2 separate regions of the Homo sapiens genome follow, and region 1 is linked to region 2. The links are chromatin contacts, found by Hi-C or POLR2A ChIA-PET in ENCODE. All regions are on one chromosome and are shown on one strand. The core of a region is the stretch at or near the end of the contact, and the rest is flanking DNA. Distances in the headings are between cores, read along the strand shown.

What was found. Hi-C counts contacts between places; a loop is a spot of excess contacts on that map. ChIA-PET counts read pairs that join two places held with the same protein, here RNA polymerase II (POLR2A). Pooled maps may share reads with other maps.
Region 1: a loop to region 2 is called in a map with no recorded cell type, with 7 times the contacts of the local background. The contact joins two enhancer-like sites. A Hi-C loop is called at or near these places in 1 of 168 maps with a recorded cell type or tissue (chondrocyte), 5 of 37 single-sample maps with no recorded cell type and 9 of 50 pooled maps. POLR2A ChIA-PET finds 5 or more read pairs at or near these places in 6 of 52 experiments (AG04449, AG04450, CD8-positive, alpha-beta memory T cell and 3 more).

What each region holds. Positions count from the first base shown.
Region 1 is chr3:195,204,316-195,210,903 of GRCh38, reverse strand. All of the region lies in intron 2 of XXYLT1 (xyloside xylosyltransferase 1), which reads left to right. Among named protein-coding and RNA genes, the nearest start is that of XXYLT1-AS2, 60 kb to the right of the region's middle. RefSeq lists enhancers at 3,153-3,678, 3,679-4,206. Within about 2 kb of position 1,608, at least 24 of the 41 ENCODE cell types and tissues checked have a DNase peak (open chromatin) inside an H3K27ac peak, as active enhancers do.
Region 2 is chr3:194,689,714-194,696,284 of GRCh38, reverse strand. No RefSeq gene overlaps it. Among named protein-coding and RNA genes, the nearest start is that of FAM43A, 7.1 kb to the right of the region's middle. Within about 2 kb of position 5,254, at least 8 of the 41 ENCODE cell types and tissues checked have a DNase peak (open chromatin) inside an H3K27ac peak, as active enhancers do.

The DNA of each region.
Region 1 (6,588 bases), core at 359-2,858, 520 kb before region 2:
CAGCTGGGGGGAGGAGCAGGGGTTCTTGGTGTGGAAGAAAGCAAAGGAAAAAACAGACATTCAGGAACTTGCCTGAGTGAAAACATCTGAACAAATACTGAACAAAGGGTATAAACATGTGTCCAGTGATTTCAGTGAAAACTATTTTCTGGCAGCTCTTATGGAGCAAATTTGAGGCATTTCGGTTCTCTTATTCTGAAGAGGGACAGCTGAGCAAATTTGTCATAAAATGCTAAAAATAGTAACGTGGTAGAGACCATTTTCTACTAATTTAATGCCAGAAGCTCTTTCTAAGCTAATGAAAATAGTTGCCAAATTGGTTGAACAGTAATATTTCCCGTTTTGGTCCCCTTCATTAGATTCTGTCTTTTAATTTGTCAAGATCTTCTTTTAAATTCTTGGCTATCGGTCAAAGGCATCAGCTGGCTCTTATTACTTCTTGCCAGGACGTCAGCCAACTTTTTTCTGGGCCTCGCCTCACCCATGAGGAGTCCGTCCTCCTGCCCACTGTGTTCAGGGCACTGGGGCACGACAGCAGTCCTGCCCTTGGGGAGCTCACCTTCCGGTTGGTGGAGGGACCCCAAGTGAGTGGGTGTCACACAGGGAGCAAGAGGCGAGAGGTCAGCAGAGCAGCGTCCTGTCCTGTCCTGACTTCAGCGGGGTGTGGGGGTTGTTTGCACGGAGAATGCACCAGGTGCTGTCAGTTCTGTCAGGGCACAGAGAGGAAGCTTTGAGGAGGATGAGGAGAGGTTAGCCTTGAAGGCTTGGGGTGAAGGCTGGGGGAGGGGCCGAGCAGGCATTCTGGGCCAGGGTGTGCGGGCGGCCGGGGCCTCAGCCTGGACTGCAGCTGCTGCTGCCCAGATGGTGTCAGATCCCTGTGTGTCCCTCTGGTGTGTTTGCCAAGCCGCCTCTGGGGCTGACTCTGCTGAGCGTCTTCTCTTTGTCCCGAACTTTGTGCACTGTCCCTGGCTGGAGAAGACTCATTTCTGTACTCAAGTCCTGTGTGTAGTTGCTGATGGCCAGGTCCTGCTGGTCAGCCGCCTTGGACGGAGTCTCGGGCCTGCTTTTCCGTTTTCTGTCCCCTTACTCTGGCTTCTGGATAGCCTTTGGAATATTCCGGGCGATAGCTGGGCCTCCAGAGAGAGTGGGCTGCAGGGTGTGGGCCCGGCCTCCCCTTGCCTGGCGGGTTTTCCTGGTCAGCGTTCCTGCTGCTCCCCGGTCATCCCTCCTGTGCTGCAGCCTTTTTCTCTGGTTCAGACCCACACTCTGCCGTCCCACTGCCTGGGCTTGCTGAGCTCTCCGTTCTGGCTTGAAGGCCTCGCCCGAGCCCTGTCACCGGCTCTGCCTGTCAGGAGGGCCCAAGTGTGCGGCTTCGGTGGGGCTGCCTGACACTGACCTCTGGGGTTGTAAAGGTCCCAGAGGGTCCTAAGTCGGGCCTGATGTGGCTGAGATGGCAAGAGCCGGAACGTTTCTGTAAAATCTGAAAGCCCTTGATGGGGCCGAGGGGGTGAGGAGGATTCCCACCCTGTGTGGACAGGAGCACGCAGCAGCGGAGTGACTCCACCACGTGAGTGGGGTCCAGCGGGTGTGGCACTCGATGACAAGACAGTTTGAGAGCGGCTTGTCTCCGGGGACCTGGCGTAGGTCTCCTCTGCCTTAACCCTTGGCTTTTGCACTTCCTCTGTCTGTCCTCCATACAGGCTTCTTGCCCTAGTGAGGACTGGCTTCTTAACAGGGTGAGCCGGTTCCTGTCCTAACCCCACTGGCATCTTACACTCTGGGAGATAGCTTCCCCCTGAGAGGCGAGTGAGCCACGTAAGGGGAGGTGGGCGATGGCTTCCCTTCTGTCTTGGGTTGGGGGAGTCAGGTACAGTATTTTTTCTTTTAAAGCATCATTGATCACATAATAAGGTTTGTCATAGTCCTTAATCACAGACCTGTGAAATTTGGAGAATTCACGGCACCTAGGATGGGAGTGAGCTTCTGATTGTGAGCTGATTTGGGAGCTAACCTCAAGGAAACTCCTCTTGCAAGCCCCCTGCTGGGTGTCGTGGCCCTCGCCCAGTGACCTCCCGGGGACTCTGGACGCTCTTTGTCTGCCCTTCCTTTTCCCTCACCTCGCTCCCCCGTGAGAAAGTGGGACTCATGCAGCTCAGCTCAGTGACAGAGGGTTTATTAGGGGTAGCTCTGGGACCCATCTTTTGGTGATTTCTTCTCTCTCTTTCTCTAATGGAATAATTGTTTCTGTCTACACTTCTTTATTTTCTCCTCTCTACAGCTGCCTTCTAAAAATGTGCTTTTCTGTTCCTGCAGAACTGAAGCTTGCATGGCCTTTGTTGTGACTTTCCCGTCACGAGCGTTGTCTCTTGGTATTTTCCCATAGGCCAGCCTGCAGGTCATACGTTGTTCATTTTTTTTGTTGTGGTTGGTCCAGTCAGCCAGGACCAGAGCAGGTGGGACCATGTGGTGCCACACGCAGCCAGCTGGGCCTCTTCGGCAGGCGTGTGGGCAGTGGGCAGGTGGGCTGACTGCCACTCTCAGATATAGAGCTGACACCGAGACTGGATGCTGTGCTGTGCTAGGCACAGGAGGGGAGGGGAACAGATGTGAGTCAGATGTGCGGTTTGCCCTCACAACTTCACTTTCTAGTTGGGGAATTGGACATTTACATAAATGTACAAACACCTGTCATACAAAAAAGAAAGGAATAGGTGTCATCCAAATACCACCTCTGTTGGGGTATGTGGTGGGCAGCCTCTAACACGGCCCCCGGTCATCCCTGCCTCCTAGGAGTCGTGCCCTGGTGGGTCCCTGTCCCTTGATGTAGGCTGGACTTATTGACATGCTTCTAGTGAATAGAATCTGGCAAAAGTGATGGCCTGTCACTCTGGGACTGTGTTATAAAAGCCTGCTGCTTCTGTCTTGGGCACTTTCTGTCTCTCTCTCTGAGCCTTGCCTGGAGGAATTCAGCTGCCATGATATGAGCTGCCCTGTGGAGAGGCCTGCATGGTGAGGAACTGATGTCTCTGGCCAGCAGCCAGGGAGGATCTGAGGCCCACCAGCAGCCACACGAGTGAGAGGGGAATTGAGTCTTTACATAGTTGAGCCCTAGCCAACCTTGATTGCAGCCCGTGGGCCAGAGGCTAAGCTTGCCTGAATTGTCTCAGATAAATAACATATTTATCTTACAGCTTATTTATTTATCTGTAAGATAAATAAATATTTGTTGTTTGCAGCTGCTAAGTTTTGGGTTAACTTGTTATGCAGCAGTAGGTAACTGATACAAGGGGATCTCAGCACAGAGAGAGCTGTGAAGTGCCAAGGAGGCGGCACCTTTGGCTAAGGAATTTGGGGAAGGCTTTGAGGAGGATGTGGTATTTGAGCAAGGCTATCTTTTTTCCATAGAGTGTACACCTCTTGTACAAGGTAGAACATCTTGCACATAACAGAAGGCCTGTCTGTCGGTCCCACTTTCCAAGGTGAGTAGAATAAAGTCACTGTTTTCCTGTTGCCTGAGAACCTCCAAACCCTCTGTTGAAGAAGGGCAGGGCTGGCTGTTTCCTGGAGCCCTCCTGCCCAGCCAGACGTGTGGCATCTCTGATGTAGCTGAGTCTCCCGGGCCTGGTGGCCTCCATCTGCAGTGCCACCAACTGTGTGTGGGGCTGCTTTGCACACCATATGCTGATTAGGGAGCAACAACATGGGACCTGCAGGCCCGATGCCCCAGGCGCTCCTCAGACCCGCGAGCCATCCCACAGTCTGCCCGGGGCAGCTCCTCACCTGCCCTCGTGGCTCTTCCAGGCTGGCTCAGCCTGTGGTAGAAGGGTCTGAAGACCCAGGTTAAAGCCTTGTTTCTCTCTCTTACTGATGGCGAGGCACTGAACATCCTCCGTGGGCCTTTTTTTTTCCCCCTCCACCTTTTATTATGGAAAATTTCAAATATCCACAGAAGGAGAGAGGAGAGCATAATGAATGCCTGTGTACTCATCACCGGCTTCAGTAGTTACCAACTCATGGCCTGCCCCTTTTCATCTCGACTCCCACCCATCGCCTTCTCCCCCAGAAGCAAATACCAGATCTTATTTTATTTTTAAATATTTTGATAAGTCTCTCTAACAGAAAAGTACTTTTTTTTTTTGAGACGGAGTCTTGCTCTGTCACCCAGGCTGGAGTGCAATGGCCAAATCTTTCACTGCAACCTCTGCCTTCCAGGTTCAAGTGACTCTCCTGCCTCAGCCTCCTGAGTAGCTGGGATTACAGGCACGTGCCACCACGCCCGGCTAATTTTTGTATTTTTAGTAGAGATGGGGTTTCACCATGTTGCTTAGGCTGGTCCTGAACTCCTGACCTCAAGTGATCCTCCCACCGCGACCTCCCAAAGTGCTGGGATTGCAGGTGTGAGCCACCGCAACTGGCTGGAAAGTACTATTTGTATTAAATGCGCTATTTTTATTACATTTAGCAAAACTAACAATAAATAATCACCTTATTGCCATCTAGTATCCATGCAGGATTCACATTCTTGAATTGACTACATGTTTCATTTGGTTGACTCTTGAGTCTTTCCCATTCTCTCTTTCAAAATTAAACTTTAGGCCGTGCGTGGTGGCTCACGCCTGTAATCGTAGCACTTCGGGAGGCCGAGGCGGGTGGATCACGAGATCAGGAGATTGACACCATCCTGGCTAACACAGTGAAGCCCCGTCTCTACTAAAAATACAAAAAATTAGCTGGGCGTGGTGGTGGGGGCCTGTAGTCCCAGCTACTCGGAGAATGGTGTGAACCCGGGAGGCAGAGCTTGCAGTGAGCTGAGATCGTGCCACTGCACTCCAGGCTGGGTGACAGAGTGAGACTCCCTCTCAAAAAAAAAAAAAAAAAAAAATTAAACTTTAAATTTTAAGATAATTGTAGATTACCATGAGGTTGTAAGAAGCAATACAGAGATCCTTTACCCACTTTCCCCCAGTGGTAACATCTTGCAAAAACTATAGCAAATACAACAACCAGGATATTGTTTTTGTTGTTGTTGTCTGTTAGTTTTGAGACAGAGCCTTGCTGTGTTGCCCAGGCTGGAGTGCAGTGGCACGATCTCGGCTGACTGCAACCTTCACCTCCTGGGTTCAAGCGATTCTCCTGCCTCAGCCTCCCGAGTAGCTGATATTACAGTCGCCTGCCACCACATTTGGCTAATTTTTGTATTTTTAGTAGAGACAGGGTTTTATCATGTTACCCAGGCTGGTTTTGAACTCGTGACCTTGGGTAATTCACCCGCCTCGGCCTCCCACAGTGCTGGGATTCCAGGCATGAGCTACCGTGCCCGGCCAGGATAGTGACTTTGATACCATCAAGCTGAGAACGTTTATCCCCACAAAGATCCTTCGTGCTGCCTTTTACAGCCACACCCACCTCCTCTGACCCGTAGCAACCACTAATTTCCTCCTTCATTTCTGTATTTCAAGAATGTGTATCAATGGAATCCTAAAGTATGTAACCTTTTGAGATAGGCCTTTTTTCTCAACATAATCCTCAAGAGGTTCATTCCAGTTGTTGCGTGTCAGTAATTCACTTTTTAATTGCTGAGTCGTATTTCATCATGCGAATATACCAGTTTGCTTAACCATCCATTTAAGGACAGCTTGGTTGTCCCCAGTTTGCGGCTAGTATGCATAAAGCTGCATTTTGTTGTATGGACATAAATTTTTATTTCTCTGATATAAATGCCTGAAAGTACAGTAGCTGGGTCTTTTGGTAGTTACTTGTTTCATTTTATAAAAAATTGGCAGACTTTTCCAGAGTTTGGCGATTTGCCAGAGTTTGGCAGACTTTTCCAGAGTTTGGCAAAATCCCAACAGCAATGTTTGAGTGTTTCTCAAGTCCCTTCTAAACCAGAGGTCCTCTCTCCCTCCACCTCTATTTTCTGACTTCGCAACTGGGGAGGAAAATTTGTGCTCTGATGATCTTGCGTGATTGGGATTATCTTGCATGTGAAACTGCTTTATAAACTGTCCCCAGCTGGGTCTATTAGTGCTTCCTTTTTGTGGGTGTATCTGAAAACAGTGTCACAGAATCTTAGCGGAGGGCTGTAGACATTTATTCACTGTCTGCCCCTGCGTTTCCTAGCCTGGCTGGATTCTGCAGGGCTGCTGGGTCATGAGGGTTGCCACAGGTCAAGCGTGTTAATGAAGTTCGTCTTGGCTTCTGCAGCACATTGCGGGTTGTGGGTAGTGAGATACTTGAGTTGCCTGAGCAACCCATGAAGACCACAGTCCCTGCACAGACCAGGCTTCGGCACGGCCACTGTGGCTGCCAGGACTGGTCTTCTGGGCCACCTTGTCATTCATCCCTGACCTGGCTGGCTGGCTGGCCAGCAGTTCAGACTGGAACACGAAGATGCCACTGAGAGAGAGAGAGAGAGAGAGAGAGAGAGTGAGAGAGTGAGTGTGTGTGTGTGCGTGTGTGTGTCAGGGAGAGAGAAAGCGAGGACCTTTTAGCCACAGACCCATGCCAGCTTTGCTTAAGATGATGGTAGTTTTCTCTCTCTCTCTCTCTTTTTTTTTTTTTTGAGACAGAGTCTTGCTCTGTCGCCAG
Region 2 (6,571 bases), core at 4,005-6,504:
GGCAGGAGTTCAGCTGCAAGATTGGAACCTTTAGGAACATGGCTTATGGTGTTAGGAGAACATCCATAAAGTGATTAAAAGTACTCCCTGCACTGAAATATTTGTTACTGCCCACGCTGGCCTCCTCCCATCATGGTGCCTAAAAATAGCCTTAATATTTGGCCTTTTAGATCTCAAAGACTTTTAATATTTGGGAGTCCCCTATTAAACTGTCAGGTCCATGGAAAAGTCATTTAGGCGAGTGTTTGGGATATTCACTGTAGACTGAGGAACAATAGCTTGAGGTGGCAAAAGTGGAGACTTTAGCAGCGTGAGAAGGGGGAGAGCCCTAAGCTTCACACACTTACAACTGGCTGGTGTCCCCAGGGCAGTGGGGCTCCCTACATTGTTGCTGAGAGTGTCTGAAAGAGGGCAGTGTGGCATCTTAGAAAGAGACTGGGGAAAACAAAACCTGGGTTCTAATCCTGGCTCTGCTGTAAGCTTCCTGTGGCACACGCACAAGTCCTTTCCCCTCTCTGGGCCTCAGTTTCCCTATCTGTAAAATGAAAGGATTGGAACCAAGGGGTGATGAGGTTGTGTCTGGCTCTCAAGATTTTGAAATGAACTGGTGAGCCATGATTGGCTAATCCTGGAGCAGAGGGTAGGGAGACTCCCCAGTCATCAGCCAAGACCCAACCCTTTTAGAGAAAGAATCCAGGATGGGGGTGAGTCCTGGAGCAGGAGGAGCCTGCTGCAAGACAGACAGGGAAGCATTCCCCAGGCCATCAACTCACTCTTCTTCCCAGACTTCCTCAAGTGGGTCTTGGTCTCCCTTGCCAGGAGCCCCAAACTCCCTGCTGCCAGATGCCCTCACGGCCTTTGACCAGATGTTTAGGCTCTGCCAAGTTTCCTTGGACAGTACCCTGGGTTGCCTCCATACTAACTTATCCCCACCTTAAAGGATTCATGGGAAAGAGTGTAGGACTTGGAGTCAGGGGCCTTGAGTTCTGGTCCCAGCTTGCTGAGTAATCTTAGGCAAGCGATTGCACTTCTCTGAACCCTAACTTGGCCCTTGGATTCAGTGCCAGTTGCCGTTTCAGGACCCACCATGGCCTCTAAGTTTTGAGGTAATGAAAGGGATATCTACTAGCTGGTTCCTGGCTTCGCCAAGGGAATGTCACTTCCAAACCAGACGTTGGTGAAGGTCCAGGAACGTAGGTCCTGAAGACGAGCCCTGTCCTCAGAGCCCGAGATAGTTTCTAGCCCATAGTCAGAGGCTTCTTCTGTTTTGTCCTACTAGGGAAAGGGGGAAGGGAGAAACACTCTTGACCTTAACCTTGGCTTCTTTACGTCACAATAGTGAAAGTCTTGTTATTGTCTAATCAAGGGCACCCACTTTACCTGGGATGATCCTGGGGCTGGAGAGGGGAAGTGACTTGATTGACTCACACACTGAGGAAGTCCAGGGCTCTCCAGGCCTGGACCCGTGTCTCCCTGGCTTTCTGCCACACCATCACATTGTTTGAGTCTTCATTTGGCACAATTTAGGGAGGTTTGGGCAGTTAATTTGGGGCTGGGATGAGCAGGGATAAGACTCCAATTCCGTTCAAAGCCGATTCCAAATAAACCATCCTTCTCCAAACCAGAACCACCCCTCCCTAGAAGGTCAGGGACATTCCAAGGAAATTCTTGGGAATTAAATATACCTCATGGAGAGGTGAGGAATTGAATGATTTCCAATTTTCCCTCCTCACCAAACATATATCCTTGAAACCTTGGTTCCTACTTCTGGACAATGACCTTGAACTTGATTAGACCTGTTCTCTCCTGGAGTGGAATCACTCCTTTACTCCTTCCTTTGCATTTCCTGAGTACCTACTAGGTGCCAGACCCCATGTTAAGTGAGGTAAATCAGAGCTGCCTAAGACATATGCCTGTCCTTGAAGAATTCAGCCAACCAGGAAGGACACAAATGATTCATATCCATGATACAATGGCAAGAGCTTCTCCACCCACAAACTAGATCCACTCTTCTAGGATGGGGTCTCACCACACCAGATACCAAGGGTGGGAGCAAAAGAAGACGAAGTTCCCCTGGGGGCTGCACCCCACCCACCGGCAGCATTCTCCCCAGGAAGACAGACCCCCGGCCTCTTTACCTCCAGCGTCATGCATCTAGTACATATTCATTCACACTTGGTCTGGGGAGTAGGGGGTGGGGGGGGGGTTGCTGAACAATGTCAGAAATAGTTCTCATCAAGCAGCTACCATGTATGAAATGTGGGAGTACAAATAAGGGGGAAAGTAAGGGGAAATCCAAATGCCAGTTTCTGCCATCCCAAAGGGAACAATTTATTTATATGCCAGAAAAACTGGAGGCCTAGGCTGGGTGCAGTGGCTCACGCCTGTAATCCTAGTACTTTAGGAGGCCAAGGCCGGCGGGTCGCTTGGGGTCAGGAGTTCGAGACCAGCCTGGCCAACATAGCGAAACCTCGCCTCTACTAAAAATTTAAAAACATAGCTGGGCGTGGTGGTGTACGCCTCTAATCCCAGCTACTTGGAGGCTGACGCAGGAGAATCACTTGAACCCCAGAGGCAGAGGCTGCAGTGAGTGAAGATCATACCACTGCACTCTAGCCTGGGTGACAGAGAAAGACTCTGTCTCAAAAAAATAAAATAAAATAACTGGAGGCCTATTAAAAGCGCATCAGTCTAGGAGTTTGGACCCGTGGGTCTTGGTCCCTTAGCATGCCCTGGAGTTGCAGGATTGGTGCTGGCTGATGCCTCTGTGCTTGGTTTGCTTTTCCTTTAAAGCCTGGGCTATCTTTTCTTTCAGGCAATATAAGATATCAGCTAGGTTTGTGGAAAGGAGAAATTCAGATGGGGAGCTGTGCCATAGGGGAATGAGGTGTGAACTGGAGAAGGAGGAAGGGGTAGAGATGAAGAGGAGGGGAGAAGAGGAGGCCTTCAGAAATGTCACTCCCCATGGAGGGTTAGAAACAAGGTCCTTTTCTGGTACCACTGAGCAGCTCAAGAAAGAGGAAGGAAGGAGTGCCAAGTTCCAGGGCCATCTTCTCACCATTCAAACCACCAAGACGATGGTTAGTCAAGGCGCTCAAACTGGGTCACAAGAGCTTTAGAGCAAGCAGTGGGGGTTTGGTCTAGGGGACACTGGGCCTACGAACAGGGGTGAGCCAGAAGGAACAGAAACGGCCCCGGCTACTGGTCAAGCCAGATCCAGGTGTGGCCGCTGTAGTTTGGATATTTGTTCCCCCAAATCTCTTCTTGAAATTTGATCCCAGTGTTGGAGGTGGGGCCTAATGGGAGGTATTTGGGTCATGGAGGTGGATCCCTTATGAATAGGTTAATGCTCTCCCTGTGGGGAGACGGAGGCAATGAGTGATTTCTCTCTCACTCGAGAGCAGGTTGTCCAAAAGAGCCTGGCACTGCCCTTCTCCCTATCTCTTGCTTCCTTCCTCTTGCCATTTGATTCCTGCTCCAGTTCACCTCCCGCCATGAGTGCAAGCAGCCTGAGGCCTCACCAGAGCAGAAGCTGGCACCACACTTCTTGTACAGCCTGCAGAACCTTGAGCCAAATAAACCTCTTTCCTTTATAAATTACCCAGCCTTGCCAGGCATGGTGGCTCATGCCTGTAATCCCAGCACTTCGGGAGGCCAAGGCGGGTGGATCACTTGAGGTCAGGAGCTCAAGACCAGCCTGACCAACATGGTGAAACCCTGTTTCTACTAAAAAAAAAAAAAAGCACAAAATTAGCCGGGTGAGGTGGAGGGCACCTATATTCCCAGCTACTCGGGAGGCTGAGGCAGGAGAATCGCTTGAACCCGGGAGATGGAGGTTGTGGTGAGCCAAGGTCATGCTATTGCACTCTAGCCTGGGCAACAAGAGTGAAACTCTGTCTCAAAATAAATAAATCAATAAATATAAATAAATTACCCAGCCTCAGGTATTCTTTATAGCAACACGAAACGGACTAAGACAGTGGACATGTGCAACAAGCCTGGAGCAGAGAGTGCAGAGCGCCCTGGGCCTAGCACCCTCCTGGCTGCCTGGAGCCCTGAGTAGTTCCCCATGTGTCAGTCATGGCTCCTACCCCAGCAGTCCGTGCACATTTCTAGCTCTGTCATGCATCACTTAGCAGCAGATGCTGGGACTACTGATGCATACCACACAGAGGAAAGAGTTCTGCTTATTAAATTACTAAATCCTGTTTAAAAAGACGGCAACTTGCTCCTAATAGAATTTCTATGTTTCTCGTGATCCTTGGCAACTACAATGAGATTTTTAAATCTCCAGTATGGTGCCAGGGGTAGATTCTTCCAACCAGTTCTCTCTCTACTCACAAGCAGAACCCTCAAAAACAGCTCTGTCCCCTGGGAGGGAATTGTGCTTTCTTAGTATAACAGAGCCTTTCTAATTTGGTTAAAATCTGTTCTGCTGACTGTGGGGCAGTGAGAGGTGTTTCTTTAGGGAAACCATGTGTGTCCACACACGTGTGTGTGGAGGGGGTTCTCTGAAGCTGTCATAGTTGGGAGGGTATGAAATACTATTGTTTATTTTATGCCATTTTATTCCTCCCACCTTCCTGCTTACATATGCGACAAATGGTAGAAGTGAACATGGGATGTTTGTGCTGTGAGGAGTCGATGAATGCCTCCTCCCAGACTCACGCTGCCACCCCTGGAGGACCGCGTGCCGCCGGGAGTCACCCTGTTTTTCATGCAGTCGATGCTGCATTGTTGAACACGGAGGATTACCTAGGCTGGGAAAGAACGTGGAAAGTGTCTCAGTGCATTTAAAGTACCATCAGGTTAAGTCATGGAGAAACATGAGCCTCACTTTGCAGGAAAGAAAAGCTAAATTTGATGAGTAAACCAGACTTCAGGTGTTTTCTGGAAGGTGTATTTTATCTAATGACTTAGCTTTGCTTTTGTCGCTCCATTCTTTTCCCTCTGAGCTCCAGGAGCAAAGTAGTTTTAGGGTCTTTCTTTTATTTTCATTCAAAACATCTCTTCTTACTCTAGTGATATCATCCCTGGAAGACTGAGAAGTCAGAAGAGGTGAATCACGTGTCACCTTCACATCTCTTCTAGAATTACATCAGTCAGAGCTCTGAGGTGCAGTGGGGATCGATGCCAAAAAGCAGAGGGGAGGAAGGAGAGATGGGGAGGGCACAGACGGAGGAGGAAGGGAGCTGGCTCTTTCCAGCCTGCTTATTTTCTTCTTCCTCCTCCTCAACCTTCAAGCCCCCCTTCCTATTTATAAATCACATGAGAGGAAATATCAGACTTTAAAGAGATGGCTGCTTTATATTTATTGATGGTGTTGGTTTCAACACTATTTGCCTGAACTTTTGGACCAACCACCACATGCCTGTCAGTCACAGATGAAAGCCAACATTGGCATTCTCACAGGACACTTAAACTAGATAAGAATGAAGACACACAGACCCTGCCCTGTCTCCCAAGTATTAGCCATATTATCTTCACTCTGTCTCATCTCTTCATCAGTTTCAAACAGCAGAGGAACTTGGCTATGCATGGGAATAATTTCAAATGTGAAATCTAGTCACGCAGGCTAGTGATGGCCCACACAGCCGTCTGCTTATCAGGTGAGCACACTGGTGTGGAAGGGCTGGGATGGGTGGCTGGGCTGAGACTGGACTTTCCTGACCTCTCTCTAGCTGGGGTTTTTAATGTCATTCAATGATGTGTATCTGAGGTATTCAGGGAGAGGGATCGGGACGCACAACCAAGCCAAAATATAATAGATTCAAAGGCCTGGACGTCCTAAGGCCCTTAAGACTGAATTTTTTTTAAATGTTTTCCACTCAGCTGGGTACAGTGGCTCACGCCTGTAATGCCAGCACTTTGGTAGGCTAAGGTGGGCAGATCACCTGAGGTCGGGAGTTTGAAACCAGCCTGACCAACATGGAGAAACCCCATCTCTACTAAAAATACAAAATTAGCCCGGCGTGGTGGCGCATGCCTGTAATCCCAGCTACTTGGGAGGCTGAGGCAGGAGAATCGCTTGAACCCGGGAGGTGGAGGTTGCGGTGAGCTGAGATTGCACCATTGCACTCCAGCCTGGGTGACAAGAGTGAAACTCCGTCTCAAAAAAAAAAAAAAAATATATATATATATACACACACACACACACACACACACACACACACATATTTTCCACTCGCCCCCTTTGCTTTTCTTTTTTAAAGATAGTTCTATGCCTGAACCATTCCTGTTAATTAGGAAGAAAATCTTTCACCCCTCTTTCCTCTATGGTTCCAGTGAATTCCAGACTCCTTAGGATTTCTGGGTCTAGCTGCTCAGAACATATTTATGATGAAAACAAAGCAAAGTGGCCTCAGGACACCAGGGAAGGCCAGGAGTGAGATCCATTTCTGCAACACAGGAAGAGAGGCCTCAAGGGGCAAAAGGAAAATATAATTTGCAGAAGGCACAGTTTTGGCAGCATCTTATTACAACTTCCAGCTGATCGGGTGTAGCCAAACTAGAGACATCTGTTTGGAGTTTACAACAGAAACAAACACACAGAAAGCATGAAAGCGCTGAA